Regions from separate parts of the Homo sapiens genome. Here region 2 is linked to region 1. The links are chromatin contacts, found by Hi-C or POLR2A ChIA-PET in ENCODE. All regions are on one chromosome and are shown on one strand. Each heading gives the region's core, a stretch centred on a gene start or an enhancer-like site at or near the end of the contact. The rest is flanking DNA. Distances are from core to core; before and after follow the strand shown.

Evidence for each region. Hi-C counts contacts between places; a loop is a spot of excess contacts on that map. ChIA-PET counts read pairs that join two places held with the same protein, here RNA polymerase II (POLR2A). Pooled maps may share reads with other maps.
Region 2: a loop to region 1 is called in a pooled map, with 2.3 times the contacts of the local background. The contact joins two enhancer-like sites. A Hi-C loop is called at or near these places in 2 of 50 pooled maps. POLR2A ChIA-PET finds 5 or more read pairs at or near these places in 4 of 52 experiments (H1, PC-9, activated CD4-positive, alpha-beta T cell and 1 more).

Annotation. Positions count from the first base shown.
Region 1 is chr22:29,418,119-29,423,708 of GRCh38, forward strand. It overlaps a transcript of RFPL1 not described here. Among named protein-coding and RNA genes, the nearest start is that of RFPL1, 18 kb to the right of the region's middle. Within about 2 kb of position 2,038, at least 2 of the 41 ENCODE cell types and tissues checked have a DNase peak (open chromatin) inside an H3K27ac peak, as active enhancers do.
Region 2 is chr22:29,520,823-29,526,758 of GRCh38, forward strand. It overlaps THOC5 (THO complex subunit 5), which reads right to left. Exons shown (of 20, transcript NM_003678.5): 12 at 5,016-5,124; 13 at 176-277. Among named protein-coding and RNA genes, the nearest start is that of THOC5, 30 kb to the right of the region's middle. Within about 2 kb of position 3,774, at least 2 of the 41 ENCODE cell types and tissues checked have a DNase peak (open chromatin) inside an H3K27ac peak, as active enhancers do.

The DNA.
Region 1 (5,590 bases), core at 788-3,287:
TGGGGTTTCACCATCTTGGCCAGGTGGTCTTGAACTCCTGACCTTGTGATCCACCCTCCTCGGCCTCCCAAAGTGCTAGGATTACAGGTGTGAGCCACCGCACCCAGCCTCGAATGGGTTTTCAAAGATGGGAAGACAAGCTGGGTCACTGGGCGCTCCCACAGGGGAAGCATGAGCCAAGGTGCGGCAGCCGCTCTACACACGACCTGCTTTAGCTATCGGGTGCGATAGAGGCTGCACACCGGTGACAAATTAGAGAAATCCAATCTGCACATGTATTTTACTTGCACCACACAGTGTTTGTTTAATATCATCTGGCCACTTAAGACAGGGAGATTTAAAATGAAAAATCCAGATTTCCCATTCTTCTTCGTCTTCTTTTTTTTTTTTTTTTTTTTTGAGACTGAGTCTCGCTCTGTCACCTGGGCTGGACTGCAGTGGCACAATCTCAGCTGAATGCACCCTCTGTCTCCCAGGTTCAAGCAATTCTCCTGCCTCAGCCTCCCGAGTAGCTGAGATTACAGGCATGTGCCACCATGCCCGGCTAATTTTTGTATTTTTAGTAGAGACAGGATATCACCACATTGGCCAGGCTGGTGTCGAACTCCTGACCTCGAGATCCGCCCACCTGGGCCTCCCCAAGTGCTAGGATTACAGGTGTGAGCCACTGCGCCTGGCCCAGATTTCCCATTCTTTTTAAAAACCAGAAGACCTGGCCACACTGGGTCCTCTTCCCCAGCCAGTACTGATCCTCTGGAGTTTCTGAGAGGGTTCATGCCACACCCACTCCATCACCTGCTGCCTTTCCCACCTACTCCAGTTAACTCACTCCATCACCACCTGACCTGTCAGTGTCTGGGCTCGTGATTCCTGTGTAAACAAAACCTTCTATTGGGAAGAAAGTTTTATGAAGGGAGCTGTATGAGGGGAGACATGGGTCCCTAGACACCCTAAAGGAGAGACTGAAGTGGACCCAAGCTATAAACCCTCCCCTGTCAGCCAGCTTCCAGCTGCCACCAGGCCTACTCCTACACACCTGACATCTTTGCCCACGGTCATCGATGCAATCACTTTCTTCACTGCCTCCTTCTTCTTCTCCTTCTTGTCACTGTTGAGCTCTGCCTTCAGCTCGAAGATCTCCCCTAAGGAAAGGAGGCAAGCATGAGTGATCCCTCCCTACCCTGGCAGGGGACAATTCCCAGTATCTAACTTCCAAAAGAACCGGAGGGAGGCACGTAAGACATCCTATGCTGTTGGCTGAGGGAAGCTTCAGGCGCCTGGCCTCAGGTGGGCCAGGCAACAGTGAGGGATGACTGTTAGGACAGGAATTAACAAGATGGAAACTTGTAGGCCGGGTGCAGTCGCTCACACCTGTAATCCCAGCACTTTAAGAGGCTGAGGATCAGCTGGGCACGGTGGCTCATGTCTGTAATCCCAGCGCTTTGGGAGGTCGAGGGAGGCAGATCACGAGGCCAGGAGATCAAGACCATCCTGGCCAACGTAGTGAAACCTCGTTTCTAATAAAATACAAAAAATCAGCGCGATTTTTTGGTGCAAGCCTGTAATCCCAGCTACTCGGGAGGCTGAGGCTGGAGGATTGTTTGAGGCCAGAGGTCGAGGCTGCCATGAGCCATGACACCACTACACTCCAGCCTGGGTGACACAAAGTGAGATCCTCTCTCCAAAAAAAAAAAAAAAGAAAAGAAAAAAAAAGAAACTTAGAGGCCACTCTGGATTGAAGCAACAGGAACCATGGAAGCTACAAAGGTTCTGAGGAAGACAAAAGCATCAAAAACATGATGGCAGGCTCTGCTCAGCCAGGGAGCTAAAAACCCAGTGGAAGGCAAAGCTGTCCTCAGCTACCCTCACTCAACAAAAGACCCTTAAAAGGCTCAGTGCAATAGAACCTGAGTACTTAAGGCTTGCGGGGTGAGAGCAGGATTTGTGGATTCCCACATGGAGGCCTTTCCTGTTTTCCTCAAACCTCTAAGACAGCTTGCTCAGGATTTCACTTCCTGAGACACAAGTGGTTGCTCAGCTCTGAAAATGGGAATTCAGCTGCTCCATGAGAGCTCAAGCATGAAATCAATTGTTCTGAAGAACTTCATGATGTGAGAAAAACAAATGAGGAAGTAGGGTTGTCTGGTCCTGCCATGGACAGATAGTCAGGACCCTGATAACAGGTTAGGAGGGCAGATGTCATTTCCTGACCCCTTCTCTCTCTTTTTTTGAGATGGAGTCTCGCTCTGTCACCCAGGCTGGAGTGCAGTGGCCCCATCTCAGCTCACTGCAACTTCTGCCTCCCGGGTTCCAGCAATTCTCCTGCCTCAGCATACCGGGTAGCAGGGACTACAGGCACGTGCCGTCATGCCTGGCTAATTTTTGTATTTTTAGTAGAGATGGGGTTTCACCATGTTGGCCAGGCTGGTCTTGAAATCCTGACTTCGTGGTCTGCCCTCCTCAGCCTCCCAAAGCCTTGGGATTACAGGCATGAGCCACTGCAGATGGTTTTTTGCTTTTTTTTTTTTTTTTTTTTTTTTGAGACGAAGTCTCACTCTGTCTCCCGGGCTGGAGTGCAACGGTGCGATCTCGGCTCACCACAACTTCCACATCCCGGGTTCAAGCAATTCTCCTGCCTCAACCTCCCAGATAGCTGGAACTACAGGCGGGCACCATCATACCCTCCTAATTTTTGTATTTTTAGTAGAGACGGGGTTTCACCACGTTGGCCTGGGTGGTCTTAAACTCCTGACCTCAGGTGATCCACCTGCCTTGGCCTCCCAAAGTGCTGGGATTACAGGCGTGATCCACCGTGCCCAGCCCCCCTGAGCCCTTCTCTAAGCCCAGTCCCATACTAACTTGTTCCCACACATTTTCTTATTTCATCCTCACAACTCTGCATTTCCCTCCATTTCGCAGTGAGCAAATGGAGGCTGTGAGAGGCTCAGTAACGTAAACCCAATGCCAGCAGGTGGTAGGACTGAAACTCAAAACCAGGTCTGCTAGCTCCAAAGCCCATGCTCTCAATCCCTATGCTTGGGCCTACCCAAGATACTCACTTTGCTTTCCTAAACCTGTTTCCTTGTCTCTTTGGCTGGAGCATTGAACCCAGGCATGTCTGTCCACACATCTCTCTTCCCAAAAGAAATCCACTAAAAAACCCCAACCCCAAAATAAAAAAATTAGCTCGGCATAGTGGCACGTGCCTGTAGTCCCAGCTACTTGGGAGAATTGCTTGAACCCAGGAGGCTGCAGTGAGCAGAGATCTTCCCATTGCACTCCAGCCTGGGTGACAGAGACTCTGTCTCAAAAAAAACAAACAAACAACAAAACCCACCCCTGGGACTCCAATACACTCAGCACTACGTTCACCCTGTGGCTCACTAAGCCCCACAAGACTGATCCCTGTGTACCTCTCCAATTGCTTTCTCTCTTTTTTCAATTAGTTGCCCAGGCTAGACTCGAACTCCTGGGCTCAAGCAAGTAATCCTCCCACCCAAGCCACCACCTGGGGCGCCACTGTGCCTGGCTCTAACCTCTTCTTGTATCACCCTCCTCGGTAGCTCATGCCCACTACCTTCCTTTCCCCAAATGTGTCACAGGCACAGCACTCACTCCTTCCCCTTCCTATCCCCCATCGATCTGGCCAGCTCCACCCAGAGCTCTCCCACAGTCCCCCCTGGACCCAGTACACTTCAGTGTGGTTACTACTCTACAGACTGTCTTCCCTGCTCAACCTTGAGCAACACCAGGTCAGAGGCTCTGTTTCTCTTCCACTGCACATGGTAGGTTCTCAGTAAAAACCAGCTAGACCAATACATGAAATGCCTGATAAGGGGCAGACTTCGGGTCCTGGATCAGCTGATCCAACAACAGACTCTTTTCATCTGGTCGGCAGGCATGTGTCAGTATCACTTGGAAGGAAGGAGGGAGGAAGGAAGGGCTGGCCAGAAAGATGCTTACAGGGTCAAAGCACATTTGTCAGCTACGACAACATCCTCCATTTCCTTAAAAGCAGAAACAACCAAAATATCCAACGATATAAGCCTAGCTTAGCAAATTTCAGTGTAGCTACTCAATAGACTCAATCCAAGGTGGGTGGATCACTTGAGGTCAGGAGTTTGAGACCAGCCTGGCCAACATGGTGAAACCCCATCTCTACTAAAAATACAAAAAACTGCCAGGTGCAGTGGCTCACACCTGTAATCCTAGCACTTTGGGAGGCTGAGGCTGGTGGATCACCTGAGGTTGGGAGTTTGAGACCAGCCTGACAAGTATGGAGAAACGCCATCTCTACCAAAAATACAAAATTAGCCAGGCATGGTGGTGCATGCCTGTAATCCCATGACTTGGGAGGCTGAGGCAGAAGAATCGCTCGAACCCAGGAGGCAGAGGTTGCAGTGAGCCAATATTGGTGCCATTGTACTCGTGCCTGGGCAACAAGAGCAAAACTCAGTCTCAAATAAATAAATAAATTAGCTGGGCATAGTGGCGGGCACATGTAATCCCAGCTATTCCAGAAACTGAGGCAGGAGAATCACTTGAACCTGGGAGGCAGAGGTTGCAGTGAGCCAAGATCGCGCCACTGCACTCCAGCTTGGGCGACAAGAGTGAAACTCCATCTCAAAAAAAAGAAAAACATGTGCCGTTGGATAAGGACACACAGGTACATGGACGGAAACACACACATACACACACACACACACACTCTCTCTCTGCTGTGGGGATGCTGATAGGATTGTGTGTCTTCTTTCCCCTGGAAACAAAAACATAATTATTTTAGCACTTGGAGCTAATGTTCTTCCCTTTCTGAGCTCTAAAAGGAGTGGTCAATTTCTTATATCATCAACAGTTCAATTTTCTAGATCTACCACAAGCTCTAGGTCATTCCTGCCACATGTTTCCAGGCCTTCATTCCCACCCCTACTCCCTACCGCCATAGGAGGAAAACAGAAGGGACAGGAAGAGAAAGCGTAGGACAAGGCCCATTATTAAACAAGTAATACCTTTCTTGGTCGTGGTGAAATATTTTGAGTCAGTCATTTTGGTCCCTTATCTGTAGCCAGGCTTCTGCAAGAGAGAGAAGAGAGGGGTGACTTTCAGTTATGCTCCATCCCATCTTCAGTTATGGTGCAGAGGGAGGAGGAGAAGGATCCAGAACACATGTGGTACAGGAAAACAGCTGCTTATCTATTTCCTGGAGAAACAAACTTTAGATCATGGCAGATTAGATTTTGAAAAGTAATTCTGAGGAATCTATCAACTTTTTTTTTTTTCTTCAGAGATGGGATCTCACCATGTTGCCCAGGCTGGTCTCAAACTCCTGGGCTCAGCCAATCCTCCTGCCTCGGCCTCCCAAAGTGCTGGGATTACAGGTGTGAGCCACCACACCTGATCCCATCAAATTTTTGAATGTGCCTCTTCTAGAAATCTTTCCCACAAAAATATCTGCACAAGGATGGACGGGCTTACAGCAGCCCCTTTGTGGGACCCACTTTGCTCAGCACTGTCCTAAATGCTTGGCACACATTAACTCATTAGAAGCCTCATCACAGCATCATCAAGGCACGATGTTACCCTATACAGTCAA
Region 2 (5,936 bases), core at 2,524-5,023, 100 kb after region 1:
TTTTTGTGATCTCCCTTTGCCTTGTAAGCAAGAAAGAACAAACATTTCCTTCTACCCTGTGGTCTTTCCTATCCTCTGGGTCACCTCTGGCCCTAACAGGTCTCCAGCATTTAGCTTGAGCCACCAGAGAAACTCAGAAGTAGAGAGCTCGGAGAGGAGGAAACTGCTGACTCACCCAACTTTATCAAACTGATACTGATTGGCTGGATTCGGAGTTTTCTTTCCATGATCCCCAGGATACAAGCAACTCAGGACTGAGTCAGGAGACAGCAAGTCACTAGAAAAGGAAAAACAGTAAGCAGTGAGAATGCAGCCAACATCTTTCTTCAACATAGGCTTGGGCATTTGGGGATGGTAATGCCACGTCTCACTGATGACCAATGCCACCATTTATTGAAGGCTTTCTGTGGGCCAGACCGTTTATATGCTTGAGGTCATTGCATCCTTACAACCCTATGAGGGAGGATTATCATTTCCATTTTATAGAGGAAAAACTCAAGGCTTTAAAAGATATGGCTTATTCAAGATCACACTGCTAGTAAGTGCTAGAGGTGGCTTTATATTGTCTGATCAAACAGACTAGTACTCTTAATCATTAATTTTTAAAAAACTCATCCCTTCAAGATTTATATGGTGCCTAAGGCCTTACCTCAGGGGAGCAAAGTCCCATGACACCATCAGTAGAAATAATTTCAATTTTCATAAAAGCAGAACAGACTCCTTTCTGCTACAGAGAGAACAAGTGTATAGCTTTGGTGCTATGTCTATCTCACTTTGACCAAATCTTATGCTCATCACAGGAAAAGGCCCCCTGTATGTTCCCAGAAAAAGATACAATCACATACACTGGAGACCCACAGCTACAAGCGGAGAGAAATAGTGACGCCACTGCCACCCACCTGGGATGGTTCGGGCACAGTTTGTCATTAAATGTGACAAGCAAAAAAGAGATAATGTGGGAGGGTAATGTAGTAATTTTATCACAAAGGATGACAAGGCCCATTCTTTCCCTGAACCAAAGGGGGTTCTCCTTCATCTTTCCATGGATAACGTCAGGAGCAACTTGGGCAGCACGTGCCGGTCCTGCGTTTTGGCCCCAGCATGCCTTCAGGAACTCCATGCTAGGACAGTGGAGGCTTCCAGCTCTTCCCTACTGTGTCTCACTGAGTATCCCTGTTCCCCAAGGTCTTTGCCCCCTTCACCACCTCAAATGGAGAACTGACTACCAAACAAATAAAACATTTCAGGCCAGGCACAGTGGCTCACGCCTGTAATCCCAGCACTTTGAGAGGCCGAGACGGGCGGATCATGAGGTCAGGAGATCGAGACCATCCTGGCTAACACGGTGAAACCCCGTCTCTGCTAAAAATACAAAAAAAAAAAAAAAATTAGCTGGGCATGGTGGCGGGCGCCTATAGTCCCAGCTACTTGGGAGGCTGAGGCAGGAGAATGGTGTGAACCCGGGAGACGGAGCTGGCAATAAGCCAAGATTGCACCACTGCACTCTAGCCTGGGTGACAGAGCGAGACTCTGTCTCAAAAAAATAAATAAAATAAAATAAAATAAAATAAAATAAAACTTTTCAGTCTTTTAGCAAGTGTTTAGGGACTATTACTAATAGATTGATTCAATCTATTAGTAAATAAATAAAACAGAACTAAAACTGCCCACGATGAAGGTTATTAATTGACAAAACCTGATGAAGGAATCACCTTCTTGGCAAAATTTATATCTGCAACATATGGCTAAGACAACTGAACTTGGTAAAAATGATGAACATAAAAGGAAAGGCTATTTATAGTCATAAAAATATAACACCAAAACAAAAAAACTTCTCAACCAGTCAAATCTTTGTTATAAAATTTTGATAAAAAGTAAGGGATTAAAAAAACCTTAGTGGCCGGGCGTGGTGGCTCACGCCTGTAATCCCAGCACTTTGGGAGGCCGAGGCGGGCAGATCATGAGGTCAAGAGATCGAGACCATCCTGGCCGAAATGGTGAAACCCCGTCTCTACTGAAAATACAAAAATTAGCCCAGCATGGTGGCACGCGCCTGTAGTCCCAGCTACTTGGGAGGCTGAGGCAGGAGAACTGCATGAACCCAGGAGGCGGAGGTTGCAGTGAGCTGAGATCGTACCACTGCACTCCAGCCTGGGCGACAGAGCGAGACTCTGTCTCAAGAAAAAAAGAAAACAAAAAACCAAACCATTAACTCTTAAGACTGGCCTGGCCAACATGGCAAAACCCCATCTCCACTAAAAATACAAAAATCAGCCAGGCGTGGTGGCGCATGCCTGTAATCCCAGCTACTCGAGAGGCTGAGGCAGGAGAATCACTTGAACCAGGGAGGTGGAGGTTGCAGTGAGTCAAGATCTCACCACTGCACTCCGGCCTGGGCGACACACAGAGACTCCTTCTCAAAATAAATAAATAAATAAATAAATAATAAAATAAAAACATTAACTCTGTCAGGGAGGATTTTTAAAAATTCTCTAATGAATTAATGGATCTAGGCAACAGTTGTCAAGACAGTAACATCACAAAAATAAAGAGAGCCTGTGCCTCTTGATGGAAGTATTCAACAACAGCCATGATACAGTCCTGCCCTCTACCCACCCCACCACCACAAAAAAATTTCGAAAACCTAATCTGATCAAGTCTCTAAGCCAACTCCCTGTTCACAAGAACACACAGGTAGAAAGACGAACACGTTTAACGATACCACAGGGACGCAGTCCTCAAAATCCAGACTAGGTAGAACCTACAGAGCAAACGACCCATTTTCTCCAACAAATACAAAGACGGTGGAAAGCCCAAGACAATGAATCTTAGGAGAAAACAAAAGAGATGGCAGGACCCTCTGATAAGATACTTGAAAGAAGCTTTGCTCATTGGCAATGTATGGGCCTTATAGTGATCCAGACTCAAAACACAAAACTATTAAAAAAAATTGTTTGTCTGAAAACTCCCTCCCCCAAAAAATATATGAAAAAAATCAGGGAAATTAGAATGATAGTATGAGATTCAAGAATTAGTGTGAGAATATACCCTTTATGTTTTAATAGATAAATCAATAAAACTGTATGCCAGGTTGCTGTCTTCATGTGGCCAAAGGCAGCCTGTATTTGAGCAAAGGCTTCTGGGCTGGGAGCCCAGAGTCTCGGGCTTTAGGTCCAGTGCTGCGATAATTGGTTGTATGCTCCCTGGACCTCAGTTTCTCTATTTGTAAAAGGAGGATGAGCTAGACAACACCTGAAGGCCTAAAAGACCTAATCCCAGTTTCACAGTGGCATCTCCTTTTATGTCTCCTCCCTGTTTGGGGGTCAGGGCCCACCTGGCTATGACAGCAGTGGTATACAGGTCTTGCTGACTTCGAATCATAATTCTCCACTCTCTACCTGTGACCTTGAGGCTACCCCTTAACTGTCCAGAGCCTCAGTTAACTCACCTCATAGAGCTATTGTGAAAGTTACAAGAGTCAATGATTATAAATCAGCTGTCCTTTACCAAGTGCTTCCTCTATGCTAAGCACTTGACCTGACTCTTCACAAGCACCCTGGGAGGGGATATTACAATTAACAACCACACAGCGAGGAAACAGATTCTGAGGCCAGGTATACAGCTTAGTGAAGAGCTGGAGTTGAGCATGCAATAAAGCCAGGCTGCAGCCCTGTTATTAGCATGTAGGGCACCTGAGAAATGAACAAGCAGAATGTTCATGATGAGCTCTACCACGATCTGGGGGCCCTGGAACTCCTCAATGAACTGAGAGCCCTGGACAGTGTAACTGGGTGCTCAGAAGCAAGCCCTGGGCTCCCTCTGCTGGGGTCAGATGGGAACAGGGGCAATTTCATCCAGAGCACCCCTGGGGGTGTCCAACAACACTCTCAGGCACAGCAGCCAAAGCTGCTATGGCCTGAAGGGGATGTGGACTCTAAGGGCAGTCTAAAACCCAAGAGACACCAGCATCATGGAGAACTGGCAGGGGTGGAAAGAGCCCTGCTCTACCAGGCACCAGAGCTGTACCTCCCTAAGCCTCAGTGGTCTTTCTGCAGCTGACAGTGGGACTAGGTCAGGGCAGTGCTCTTGTGAATGGAAGCTATTTCACCCTCAGCCCCGCATGACCCTTCTTCCCGCCCATGTTTGCAGAAGAAGAATGCCATGATTGGGCCAGGTATGGTGACTCATGCCTGGAATTCCAGCACTGTGAGAGGCAGAGACGGGAGGAGTGCTTGAGGCCAGGAGTTCAAGACCACCCTGGGCAACACAGCAAGACCCCGTTTCTATAAAATAAAAATAGAAAGTCAGCCAGGCATGGTGGCATGCACCTGTAGTCCTAGTTACTCAGGAGGCTGAGGTAGGAGGATCACTACAGCCCAGAAGTTTGAGGCCACAGTGAGCTATGATTATGCCATGGTCCTCCAGTCTGGGCAACATAGTGAGACTGTGTATCAACAAAAATAGAAATTAAAAAAAGAACACTGTAGTCAGGGCCTTCCTGGGGATGCGATGATGGCTGTCATTACTGTGCCTCTGCTCACTCTTCTCAAAACTTTCACAGGGACCCACCACAGTCCTCCCACCACCCAGATAAGGACATGGGCTTGGGCTGAGCTGGGGAGCAAAAATCCCAGCACCTTGGGATAGAAAGAGAAAAGGGAAAGAGTGGCCTGAATTTGGCAACCTAATAATGTCTGCCAAATCTCATTTTATATTCACACACTTTCCACTGGTAGCAAAAAGCTGGTGCTCTGCCCCACCTACTCAATTTGCAAATATGCTGTTGTCACTTTTATCATCTGCTGTGTAGTAAGAGGACTTCACAAATTAAAGTCAGAGAGTGCTTTCTAAATACCAGCGATGTGCCAGGACTTCTGGTCCATCTGGATACAAGACAAGTCAACACAGCCGTAGCCCTCTCCAGAGCCAGAGGGAGGAACCGAGAGCAGCCCCACAATGAGGCTCTCATCACCTCCCCATCCCGCACGTCATTGCCCAGAGCGCCTGCTCAATACCCTGCACTGATGGGGGTGATCAGCTCCATGGCAGTTGTCACTTTGGCTTTTACTGTCATGATGTTGAGGTTCATGAGGTAGTAGAAAGTCAGGTGAAGCACACTGTCATCTGGAGGGGAGGAAGATGAGAGAATTTATGAGTCAAAACACTCAGAGCAGAGTGAACAGAGTCATAGGGGGTAGTAAGGTGGGGGGGTCAAGTGTTGAAAAACTAACTACTAGGTATTATGCCCACTACCTAGGTGACGGGATCATTCATACCCCAAACCTCAGGACCACGCAAAATAGTGTAACAAATCGGCACATGTATCCCCAGAATCGAAAATAAAAGTTGAAATTATAACAAAAAAAGAAAAACAGAATTATAGAAAAATTCAGAGACTTTTACAATCATTTACTATAAAAACAAAATCGGCCAGGCGCGGTGGCTCACACCTGTAATCCCAGCACTCTGGGAGGCCAAGGTGGGCAGATCATGAAGTCAGGAGATCGAGACCATCCTGGCTAACACAGTGAAACCCCGTCTCTACTAAAAATACAAAAAATCAGTCGGGCGTGGTGGCGGGCACCTGTAGTCCCAGCTACTTGGGAGGCTGAGGCAGGAGAATGGTGTGAACCCAGGAGGTGGAGCTTGCAGTGAGCAGAGATCACGCCACTGCACTCCAGCCTGGGCAACAGAGCGAGACTCTGTCTCAAGAAAAAAAAAAATCACAACAGTAATATAATGAACAAAAAGAAGCAAGGAGAGCATCTACAAATTCTTTGCTACGCTTCCCACCAAGAGGTAGGGCTTAATTTCTCTGCCCTTGAGAGTGGGCTGGACTTAGTGACTCTGCTTCTAACAAATACAAGATGGAAAGGGAACCAAGCGATCAAGGTCAATATCAGCAGAAATAATACAGTGGCATCAGGTACTCCTGA